Regions from separate parts of the Homo sapiens genome. Here region 1 is linked to region 2. A link is a contact called in ENCODE Hi-C or POLR2A ChIA-PET data. All regions are on one chromosome and are shown on one strand. The core of a region is the stretch at or near the end of the contact, and the rest is flanking DNA. Distances in the headings are between cores, read along the strand shown.

Evidence for each region. Hi-C counts contacts between places; a loop is a spot of excess contacts on that map. ChIA-PET counts read pairs that join two places held with the same protein, here RNA polymerase II (POLR2A). Pooled maps may share reads with other maps.
Region 1: a map of gastrocnemius medialis shows a loop between it and region 2 (7-fold over the local background). The contact joins the promoter of ZNF44 here to the promoter of MBD3L1 in region 2. A Hi-C loop is called at or near these places in 1 of 168 maps with a recorded cell type or tissue (gastrocnemius medialis) and 5 of 50 pooled maps. POLR2A ChIA-PET finds 5 or more read pairs at or near these places in 1 of 52 experiments (activated CD4-positive, alpha-beta T cell).

The regions. Positions count from the first base shown.
Region 1 is chr19:12,291,847-12,297,738 of GRCh38, reverse strand. It overlaps ZNF44 (zinc finger protein 44), which reads left to right and starts at 2,856. Exons shown (of 4, transcript NM_016264.4): 1 at 2,856-3,047. The coding sequence starts at 3,045. RefSeq lists an enhancer at 2,472-2,521 and a silencer at 3,072-3,301.
Region 2 is chr19:8,830,329-8,836,555 of GRCh38, reverse strand. MBD3L1 (methyl-CpG binding domain protein 3 like 1) reads right to left here and starts at 4,179. Exons shown (of 3, transcript NM_001393532.1): 1 at 4,034-4,179. It overlaps ZNF558 (zinc finger protein 558), which reads left to right and starts at 4,252. Exons shown (of 10, transcript NM_144693.3): 1 at 4,252-4,347; 2 at 5,155-5,238. RefSeq lists silencers at 3,443-3,702, 4,203-4,472.

The DNA.
Region 1 (5,892 bases), core at 1,607-4,106, 3.5 Mb before region 2:
TACTTTTGCTTCATAGAAATATGGGGAAACCCTCATGTTTTCAAATTCATTCCCTAATGTTTCGGCTTCCGATTGGAGCTTTTAAGTCATTAACATTTAAAGTCTTGAAGGAAAGAGTGTTTCTACACTGTGCAGAGGAGGGCAAGTTGAGCTCCCAGAGTTAAATCCTTCAATGTCTCTCCCTCATCATCAGGTGCTGATCCACTCTGGGGCTCCATTTCAGGAGTCAAGAGTCTGGCTCTCAAGCTCGGGAATCTGTTTAACTTCCTGAAAGGGGGTTTCCTGCTTACTTCCCTGAACGAGATATTTTTTCTTTTCTTCTCTTCTGATTCCTTTAATAGAATACATGCTGTCAGGCCAGGTGTGGTGGCTCATGCCTGGAATCCCAGCACTTTGGAAGGCAGAGGCAAGCAAATAAACCTGAGGTAAGGAGTTCAACACCAGCCAGGCCAACATGGTGAAACACTATCTCTACTAAAAAAACAAAAATTAGCTGGGCATGGTGGTGTGCACCTGTAGTCTCAGCTACTCGGGAGGCTGAGGCAGGAGAATCGCTTGAACCTGGGAGTCGGAGGTTGCAGTGGGCCGAGATCGCGCCACTACACTCAAGCCTGGGCAACAGAGTGAGACTCTATCTCAAAAACAACAACAACAAAAACAAAAACAACAAAATAAAACAAAAAAAAAACAACCATGCTGCCCTATAATTCCAGTTTTTTCACACATTTAACAATTTCATTTCATTGTTGATGTGTTTTTATTTTCTGGGATGAAAATGAATAGATCGCAAAAAAATTATATCAGTGAGAAAATTATGGCAGTGGAAGAGATCTGAGCCAACACCCGTTCTGCCCCGCCCCGCCCCCCGCCCCTGCCAACCCTCTGTCTTCTCTTTCCCTTAATCCTGGGCTCTTAGGCACAGCTAACTTTGGAAGATAGCTTAAATGATAATAAGCCTTCCCCAAAACTCAACTGCCTTTGTAAAACGAATGAATGGCCATCAGGCTGAGGGATGAAAGGAATCGGAATGCTGCTAAAGTGTAGACATAGATTGCCAGCTATTTCTGCAGATAACACCACTATTGTAGATTAGCATTTGTAGACGTATTTTCAGTTTTTGTTTGTTTGTTTGTTTTTTTTTTGCATGTCTGACACCACCTGCACCTGCCAACTCTGCTCCTGTGGCCCCAACCAGAAGTGATTCAGCATAACAGGATAGGTTTTTTTTTTTTTTGTCTTTTTTTTGTTTTTTTTTGAGACGGAGTTTCGCTCTTGTTGCCCAGGCTGGAGTGCAAAGGCACGATCTCGGCTTGGCGCGATCTCAGCTCACCGCAACCTCCACCTCCCGGGTTCAAGTGATTCTCCCGCCTTAGCCTCCCAGGTAGCTGGGATTACAGACATGTGCCACCACGCCCAGCTAATTTTGTATTTTTAGTAGAGACGAGCTTTCTCCATGTTGGTCAGGCTGGTCTCAAACTCCCGACCTCAGGTGATCCGCCCGCCTGGGCCTCCCAAAGTTCTGGGATTACAGGTGTGAGCCACCGGGCCCGGCCTCTTTTTTTCTTTTTTAAATATGTAGCAGTACAAGCCGCAGACAAGAACCCCTCAGACACCGAGTTGTGGAAGGAAAGGGCTTTATTCAGCTGGGCTGGGAGCATCGGCGGACTCACGTCTCCAAAAACCGAGCTCCCCGAGTGAGCAATTCTTGTCCCTTTTAAGGGCTTACAACTAGGAGTCCGCGTGAGAGGGTCGTGATTGATGGAGCAAACAGTGGGTACGTGACTGGGGGCTGCATGCACCGGTAACCAGAACTGAACAGAACAGGACAGGGATTTTCACAGTGCTTTTCCATACAATGTCTGGAATCATAGATAACACAGTTAGGTCAGAGGTTGATTTTTAACTACCCAGCCCAGGGCACAAGCCGGGTTATCTGCCTGTGGATTTCATTTCTGCCTTTTAGTTTTTACTTCTTCTTTGGAGGCAGAAATTGGGCATAAGACAATATGAGGGGTGGTCTCCTCCCTTATAGTATAGAGACGGAGTTTCACTCTATGTCCAGGCTGGTCTTGAACTACTGGCCTCAAGCGATCCTCCCACCTAGGCCTCCCAAAGTATTGGGATTACAGCGGTGAGCCACCACGCACTGCCAAGAGGACAGATTCCATCCCCAGTGATTTCATCCCCACCCCAACCAGTCAGTAGCAAGCCTAGCTACCTCCACCCTTTCTCCCAAACTGCCCTTGAAAAACCCCTACCAGAGGACCTTGGATGAGAATAATTTGAGTAGTAACTCCGTCTCTCACGTATCGTAGCTGGCCTAGTGTTTATTAAACTTTTTTTTTAACTGCAATACCGTGGTCTTTATTTGCGTAGCGCGCAGAAAGAACCCATCCAGCGCTTATAGTGGAAGAAAGGCTTGACCTTGCAGGCGACAGCCTCATCCCAAATTCCTGGTCCCTGGAGGACATCAGCACCACCCCCCCACCCACCCACCCCCTGTCCCCCGCTGCTACAGTGTGGCCTGTGTGGCCTCGGCTGCCCTCCTGCTCTGAGGCCAAGGGATGGCTCCACTGGACAGTGAGTCTGGGATTCCTTGCACACAATTGTTCAGGAGGAAGAAGCAAAAAGGGCCCACTGCGTACAGGTAGGAAATTCCGCTTTAAGGCAAACGTTTCCCGGGACGGGTCGGGTCACAACGCAGGGAGGAAGCCCGCCCTGCCAGGGGCCGGGTCTGGAACCTGTTCATCCGGCTGCACTCAGCACTGTGAGATCGCTTCTTCTGTCACTCAGTGCCCAGGAGGCGGGACCTGGAGGGCTACCCAATCAAAGTCGTGGGCGGGTTCCTGAGAATTGTCAATCAGGCGCGAGGCAGAGAGGAGGGTGTGACGTTCCAGGAGCTAGTGGCCTCTTCACCCTGGTGACCTCTGTTCCGTATTCTGTCACTGAGAGACGCCCTGGGACATCTGTGGTGGCTTTTGTCGCGCTGGGACCTACCCTGACTACGGGAGTTGGGAGGACCCGGGACACCGCACAGCCGGGAAATGGTGAGTGTGCGGGGCCCGGCGTCCTGAGGCAGGGCGAAGGGCTGGTCGGAACCAGTCGGAACCGGCTGTGGCGGGACCCGGGCCTCGCCGCAGCGTCTTTGGGGTCTGGGACCTGAGCGCCCCCTGCGCACCTCGGTCCTCGGTCCGTTTGGCCGCAGGGTGGGGCTGGGCCGGCAGCCGGGACCCCGGGCGTCCTGTCCCGTCCCTGAGCTGCGACTGCGGCCCCGGCCCCGGCGCCCCTCTCTGGGCAGCTCCGCGCCCTCAGCCCCGCTTCTCCCCAGATTGTGCGGCGGAACCAGTACAGGTTCGCAGCCCAAGTCACTGCACCCGGACGCCGAGGGCTGCAGCAGAAACGGTTTAATAGGAGAGGACACCCTAGATCCGCCTCCGTGAGAGGTTTGAGGATGGGGTGTTTAGGGGTCTGGACGGGGGTGGTTGGGATGTGGGGTCGCTGGTTGGTGGAGAAGTGAGGGGTGAATCTTGGGACTGGAGGTGAAGAAACCGCATTCTGCTGCTGAGTGGGCTTCCTTGTGGGGTCTTCAGCCTGCTTGGCGCCAGCCTTTCCGCTGGAATTCAAGATCTGAGAAAGAACTTAGACGACTCTTGAGCAACTCTCAGAGATCTTATCCCCAGGCCAATGGGGAAGCCGGCGGTCAGCGTCTGCTGTGACCTGACTCTCAGGGAGGCGGCTTCCTGTGAAGCAGCGGGGCTGAGGGCACCTGGTTAATATCTAACTGCAATCTCGCCTCCAGCCTGGCTCGCAGTTCCTGTGAGCCCGGTGAGGAGGCTGCACGGTGACGGTGGGAGGGTCACTAGGCACAAACCAGACTCGTGTGTGGGGTTTGTGTGTGGGAGGAGCTGTGGTCTCTGTGCTCTTCAGTCCTTTCTTTCCAAGGGCGACCATTTCTCCTCCGAGGCTTTCAAAGATATTGGCATCAGGGTCTTTGAGACCTGTCCCTTCATCCTAACTCCTCTTGGGGCTAACAGTAAATCTTTTGGTTTCCAGAGCCTTCCATATGCTAACTTCACTCCTCAATTCCCAGTAACGTTATGAACCCTTTGTCAGCAAGACGATATTTCAAATAGACACAGAATTTTGTCGTTTGTTTTCAGATAGCAATGTATGGCTCTTTTTAAACAGATTTATTTTGTTTTCCTTAACATTTCACATGTGAGGAAGAAGAGAATAACCACCTGACACTGCTGTAAAAAAAACCAAACCTTTGTGCCTCTTTTATCTCCCCTAGGCACAGATGCCTTCTCAGTATGTCCTTTACAGGGTGATGTGACCTCAGCCCACCCTGTATCTTTTCCAGGCCCTGTGTTATGGAACTTTCTGGGGCTACCCTAAGATGCTGGAAGCTGCCAATCTCATGGAGGGCCTAGTGGATATCGGCCCTTGGGTCACTCTTCCCAGAGGACAGCCTGAGGTGTTGGAGTGGGGCCTCCCAAAGGATCAGGTGGATGCACTGGGGTGGGAGGAATCTTCTGGTATATCATTCCTGTAAAAAGCTAACCCCTGGGCTGGGCGCGGTGGCTCACGCCTGTAATCCCAGCACTTTGGGAAGCCGAGGCGGGCGGATCACCTGAGGTCAGGGGTTCAAGACCACCCTGGCCAACATGGTGAAACCCCATCTCTACTGAAAATACAAAAATTAGCCGGGCATGGTGGCAGGTGCCTGTAATCCCAGCTACATGGGAGGCTGAGGCAGGAGAATCACTTGAACCTGGGAGGTGGAGGTTGCAGTGAGCCGAAATCACAATCATGCCATTGCACTCCAGCCTGGGCGACAAGAGGGAAACTCTGTCTCAAAAAAAAAAAAAAAAAAAAAAAAACCTAACCTCTGGGACATTGACATTTTTTTCCCCAAGCCTAGTTTCCATTCCTTGGTGACGCATGGCTTATCAGAAAATTGGATGGTGTTATTCAGGGGACAAGACAAATGATTTCTGCCTTCTGGACTCTCTCCGACTGTGAAGCTAGAAAACTGTTTCTAAAAACTGAAAAACCCACCCAATGAGGTTTTGCATGAGCCTGAAAAAGACATAAGGCAGTGTCTCCTAGGAATGTGGTTGCTGAGCACTTCAATGAGCACCGTGGGGCTGGCGGATGTGCCAGGTGATAGAACGACCTGACCTGACGGTTGAGTGAGACTTGTCTGTGTTCCAGTCAGTTCTGCCCCACCCTGGGTTAGTTACCCTGAAAAGATTTGTTCAGTTATTTCCAATTTAATTTTTTATTAACTGTAAAGGGCATCCTATCATTAGAGATTATAGAGAAGATAAAGTGTTTCTAAAGAGGCCAGAAAGAGTTGGAATTCAGAAAACAAATTATATATATGTAGTTTTCTATTCCTTTTTTTTATTATTTTTATTTTTTATAAGACAGGGTCTCCCTCTGTTGCCCAGGCTGGAGTGTAGTGGCACCATCATGGCTCACTGCAGCTTAGGCAGCCTAGACTGCCTGGGCTCAGCCTCCGGAGTAGCTGGGAATGCCCACCATGCCCTACTAATTTTTGAGTATTTTGTAGTGATGGGGTTTCCTCATGTTGCCAGGCTGGTCTTGAAGTCCCGGGCTCAAGTGATCCTCCTGCCTTGGCCTCCCAAAGTGCTGGGATTACAGGCATGAGCCACTGGACCCAGGCCCTATTCCATTTTTTAAAAACTTTTTTTCTTTTCTTTTCTTTTTTTTTTTTTTCTGAGATGGAGTTTCACTATATTGCCCAGGCTGGAGTGCAATGGTACTATCTTGGTTCACTGCAACCTCTGCCTCCCAGGTTCAAGCAATTCTCCTTCCTCAGCCTCCCGAATAGCTGGGATTACAGGAACATGCCACCATGCCTGG
Region 2 (6,227 bases), core at 2,930-5,429:
TGCACCACTGCACTCCAGCCTGGGTGACAAAGCAAGATCCTGTCTCCAAAAAAAAAGAAAAAAGAAGAAAGAAGGAGGAGGAGAGGGGGGGAGGAGGAGGAAAAGGAAGAGAAGAAGGAGGAGGAGGAAAGAAGAAAGAAGAAGGAGGAGGACAAGGAGGAGGAGGAAGGGGAGGAGTAAGGAAGAAGGAAGAAAGGAGGAGGAGGAAGAGGAAGAAGAGAAGAACTCACATTTTTGTAGTATTTTACTTTTTCCACTTTTCTTCTATTATTTTGAGGAAGAAGCACTCATATTTATGTAGTATTTTATTTTTCCACTTTTATTCTCTTATTATGCCTAACTGAAGAATTTATGTGTATAATTCTACATTTTTTAAATAAAAACTTTATTGAGCTACCATAATATTCAACCTTTTAAAGTGTACAGTTTTTACACTTTTGTGTAAAATGGTTTTTAGTACATTCACACAGTTGCGCAATCGTCACCACTATCTAATCTTATTTTCATCTAAAATGAAATCCATACCATTACCCACTTCCCCTCATTTCCCTTTTCCCCAACATTTGCCACTAATCTATTGTCTCTTTGGATTTTCTTATTCTGGAAATTTTATTTAAATTGAATTATACAAAATGTGGGTTTTTTATGAGTGGCTTCTTTTACTTACCGTAATGTTTTCAAGGTTCATCCATGGAATATGTATTCTGTTTAATGGATGAATAATAATCCGTTGTGTGGATATACCACATTTTATTTATCCATTCATCAGTTGACTGATATTTGGGACATACAAAATTTTGGGCTATTATGTATAATGCTGCTATGAACATTCATGTACAAGCTGTCATGTGAACACATGTTTTCATTTCTCTTGGGCATATACTGGAAATAAAATTGCTGGGTCACGTGGCAACTCTATGACTTTTTGAGGAACTGCCAAACTATTTTGCAAAGTGGGTGCACCATTTTACAATCCTGACAGCAATGTATAAGAATTCCAATTTCTCCTTGTCTTTGCCAATCTTTGTTATTGGCTATCTTTTTAATTTTAATTATCCCAATGGGTGTGAAGTAGTATTTTATTGAAGTTTTGATATTAACTTCCCTAATGATTAATGGGGCCGAGCATCTTTTCATGTATATATTTGCCATTTGTGTATCTTCTTTGTAGAAATGACGATTCGAACTCTTTGTTCATTTTTCAGGCTGGGTGCAGTGGCTCACACCTGTAATCCCAGCACTTAGGGAGGCCAAGGTGGGCAGATCACTTGAGGTCAGGAGTTCAAGACCAGCCTGGCCAACATGGCAAAACCCTCTCTCTGCTAAAAATACAAAAATTAGCCAGGCGTGGTGGTGAACGCCTGTGGTCCCAGCTACTTGGGAGGCTGAGGCAGGAGAATCGCTTGAATCCAGGAGGCAGAGGATGCAGTGAGCCAAAATGGTGCCACAGCACTCCAGCCTAGGTGACAGAAGGAGACTCCACCTCAAAAAGAAAAAAAAAAAAAAACTCTTTGTTCACTTTTAATTGGGTATCTTTTTATTGCTGAGTCGCAAGCCTTTATATATTTTGAATACAAGTCATGTATCAGATAAATCATTTGTAAATGTCTTCACCCAGTCCATGTTTGTCTTTTTTCTTGATGGTGTCCTTTGAAGCATCAATGTTTTTTAATGTTAAGTCCAATTTATATATTTTTTCTTTCGCCACCTGTTTTTGATGTCATATCTAAGAAACAATTGCCTAACCCAAGATCACAAAGTTTGACACCTATGTTTTCTTCCAAGAAGTTTATAGTTTTAGCTCTTACCTTTAGGTCTATGATCTATTTTGAGCTCACTTTTGTACATGGTGTGAAGTAGAGGTCCAATTTCATTCTCTGTTTTTTGTTTGTTTCTTGGTTGGTTGGTTTTTTTTTTGTTTTTTTTTGGTTTTGGTTTGTTTTTTTTTTTTGATGGAGTCTCGCTCTGTTCTCAGGCTGGAGTGCAGTGGGGTGATCTCGGCTCACTGCAATCTCCACCTCCTGGGTTCAAACGATTCTTCTGCCTCAGTCTCCCGAGTAGCTGGGACTATAGGCGCCCGCCACCACGCCCAGCTAATTTTGGTATTTTTAGTAGAGACGGGGTTTCACCATGTTAGCCAGGATGGTCTCGATATCTTGACCTCGTGATCTGCCTGCCTCAGCCTCCCAAAGTGCTGGGGTTACAGGCGTGAGCCACCACGCCCAGCCCAATTTCATTCTTTTGTATATTGGCATCTAGTTGTCCCAGCACAATTTGTTGAAGAGAACAGTCTTTCCACAGTGAACTTTCCTAGTATATTGAATTTTGAACTTGTTCATTTTTGCTTAAACTTCCTTCAGCCACCTGAAAATGGATATTTTTGGGAAGCAGAGATCTAACTATTTTTTTCTGAAAGGACGGGTGCATGAAACAATATCATTCATTGAAAGTATTTCTTCCTGGCTGATTTTAAATGTTACCACTCTCTTACATAAAATTTTTTCCCTTTGCACTTACCAGTATCTTTTTTTGTTTATGGTTTTTGGTTTTTGTTTTGTTTTGTTTTTTGAGATGGAGTCTTGCTCGTCACCCGGGCTGGAGTGCACCGGCTGCAATCTCGGCTCACTTCAACCTCCACCTCCCGAGTTCAAGCTATTCTCCTGCCTCAGCCTCCCAAGTACCTGGGATTACAAGGCATCCGCCACCACGCCCGGCTAATTTTGTATTTTTAGTAGAGACGGGGTTTCACCATGTTGGCAGGCTGGTCTCGAACTCCTGACCTCAGGTGATCTGCCTGCCTCGGCCTCCCAAAGTGTTGGGATTACAAGCGTAAGCCACCAGGTCCAACCAGCACTTAGTGGTATCTAACGCACCAACCCACCATGTATTCTATTTATCACATTCACTGTCCATTTCTCCTGCCCAACTCACAACTAAAATGCACGTTCTCTGAGGGCAAGGACGTTTACCTATTTTGTTCAGTCTATATCCATGGTGTATAAAACAGAGACTTGTTGGGGGGGAGGTAATAGCATTTATTCCATGAATATGACTACGGCATACACACATACACACACATACATGTCCACACTATATCTGGAAAGATAGAGGAGAAAATTATTTTTGCCTCTGAGCAAAAGAACTGAAAGACCGTGGTGGGAGAATATTTGACTGACTTTGTACCATTCTTAAGTTTTCCTATATGTGTATCTATGACCCAGTCCTCTCCTGCTCCCCTAAACTCTTAGTGTTAAATCACTATGTTCTGCCTTGGGAAAGCAAGTTATAGACAAATGTGCATACATAATCTGATCCTATTGGGTTGTATGAACATGGGGCAGTAACTGTATCAACAATCTAGGGATCCAAGGAAGGCCCTACCCCTGAATCTGATCTCCCACAATCCTGGCTCCTGGGCCTATCCCAACCCACCCACATCATACACCCTTTTATTCATACCCAGATCCCTGCCCCTGGAACTGGTCTCCACCCACTGCCCCCTCCCCAGGCCTGGTGCAGCCCACAGTCCCGCCCCCAGAACTGGTCTCCGCCCACAGTCAGCCCCGCCCCCAGGCTTGCTGCCACCCCATAGCTCCGCCCCTAGAACTGCTCTCTGCCAATCACCACTGCCCTCCAAGACCGGTACACCCACAGCCTAGTCCCCGCCCTCCGCCCGGCCCGGAGCTTATCTCCGCCCACAGCCAGCCCCAACCTCCAGGGCTGTCACAACCACAGCCTGGTTCCCGCTCAGCCCCGCCCCGGAAATGGAGGTCTCCACCCCTGTAACTGGTCTCTGCTCAGTCATCCCCGCTCTAGAAGCCTTATACCATCCGCCCCGAGAACTGGGCCCCACCCACAGCCCCGACCCTGGAACTGGTCTCTGCCCAATCAGCCTCGCCCTCCAGGCCTGGTACGGCCTCAGCCGGTTCCCCGCCTTCAGCCCCGCCCCGGAACTGATCTCCGCCCACAACCAGCCCCGCCCCCAGGCCTCGTGCGGCTCACAGCCTGGCCCCGCCCCCAGGGCCAACCTTACCCCCGCTACTGCCCCAGGCCAGGGCCCAACTTTGTGCCCACTAAGCAAACTAGAACACCTCTGCCCAAGGCTGGGGTTCGCGGCCGCCGCTCCCGCCCGCCGCGCCTGTCGCCTAAGCGCCGAACCCCCAACACGCTCGACTCTGCGAGGCTGCCCGCGCGAGCCGGAAGGGGACGTGCAGCGCACCTCTCCCCAGACCGGAAGCGGAAGCGCGGGGCGGTACCGTGGGAGGGGCCGCGCGTGGGGCAGCGGGGAGCGAGTCCCTCCGTCCCCGCGAGTCGGCGCTTTTGGCCCCGCGGGAGGGGCCGGGCTCGGTGAGCGACTGGCGGGGGCTCGGGTCCGAGTCCAGGGGGCGACGTGGGCCGCGGACACCGCCAGCCACGGGCCCTGCGTCCCTCCAGGGAGCCGTGTTTCGGTTCATGAGGCCTCGGGCTGTGAGCTTAGGTCAGCACGAAGCTGCTGCTTGCTCCTGGGTCGGGGCCCCGCGCCGCTGTTGCCTCCTCAGGGAACCCCAGTCGCCCTCACCCGGGGCGATTCCGCACCCCAGGGGACTTTTGGCTGTAGCTGGAGACGACTGTGGTTTTCACAAATTGTGGGGAGGGGAGGCTGCTACTGTCACCTAGAGGGTGGAGGCCGGGGAAGAGGGACGCTGCTTGCTCTTAAAGATCCTACGTTGTACAGGACAGTCCCCCACAACAAAGAATTATCAGTAGTGCCAGGTTGGGAAACCCTGCTCTAGGGCCTTAAAAAAAAAATCTCTGCAGTTCTGAATAAACTACATAAATTGTTAAAAATTCAGTTTAGTCACTTAATAGGGCCTCTAAGTGACAAGATATTTTTAAAGCCTGTGGAGTCACCATAGAATCTCTCTCCAGCGTAGTAAGTTGAGCAAGTCAAATGCACACAGCGTTAAGCTGCTTTCTCCCCTCTTACGGAGCAGATGGCCAGATGGGAATCAGGTAAAGCCAGTCATGGCCCACAGGCTGGGCCCTTATTACACATTTAATCATTGAGTACCCAAAAAAAGTGAATGGGATGGTGTTTCCGGCAGCCGTATCCAACAACTGTACAACCTATACAAAGCCTCGAAAGAAATCTTTGTGTCTTTTTTTTTTTTTCAGATGAGAAAAGCATCATTCAAGCTCAGATTCGTGTTGAAGCCTGCCACAAGGTCCACCTGTTGTTGTGGGTTTTTGGGTGACCAGGTGAGTACAGTGTGGAACCTACAACAAGGTTTCAGCAGGCTCTGCTGTGTAGAAGAACTCCTCGTGGGCTTTTCCTGTGCTGGGGTTGTAACCACATTGAAGTCACTAAGAGTGAAGGTATCTTAAGGAAAGTTCAAGGTAAAAAGACAGAGGTGTTTATGGTTACATGTGTGTAAATAAGTAAATACAGTTACATGCAAATAAGTATCCACAAAACAAACATACAAATAACGTAAAGATGTGTAACTGTAGCTAAAGACAGATTTTCTGGTATGCCGTAATGCTAAAAGTTTCTGAATTTTATATAAGTATAGAAAATATTTACATGTATATGTAGTGTTACAAGTCTTCCCACTAACAACTAGCAGGACTACTTAGCAACATTTTTCAGGCCTGTTTGATTTGACTTTTTTTTTTTTTCTTGAGACCAAGTCTCACTCTGTTGGCCAGGTTGGAGTGCAGTGGCGCGATCTTGGCTCATGTCAACCTCCACCTCCCAGACTCAAGCAAATCTCCTGCCTCAGTTTCCTGAGTAGCTGGGACTACAGGCAAGTGCCACCACGCCCAGCTAATTTTGTTTGTATTTTTAGTAGAGACAGGTTTTTGCCATGTTGGCCAGGCTGGTCTTTAACTCCTGACCTCAAGTGGTCCGCCCACCTCAGCCTCCCAAAGTGCTGGGATTACAGGCAAGAGCCACCGCACCCAGCTGTTGATTTGATTTCTAAAGGCATATTGGCCCTCCACCAAACTTCAAAATATAAGGGCATTTGTAAAAAGGATGATTTATTAGTAACAAATTTAAAATTAAATTGACCGGCGACCAGATGTGTTTTGAGTAATGGGATTTTTTTTTTCCTAATGAGATTTGAAAACATTTGGAAGAATATTAAGCAACAACTTATAGATTGAAGGGTAGGGAACTGGTTTCCAAAAAGATTGTCCTCTGCACCTTGCCTCCTGTATTAGTCCTTTTTCACACTGCTATAAAG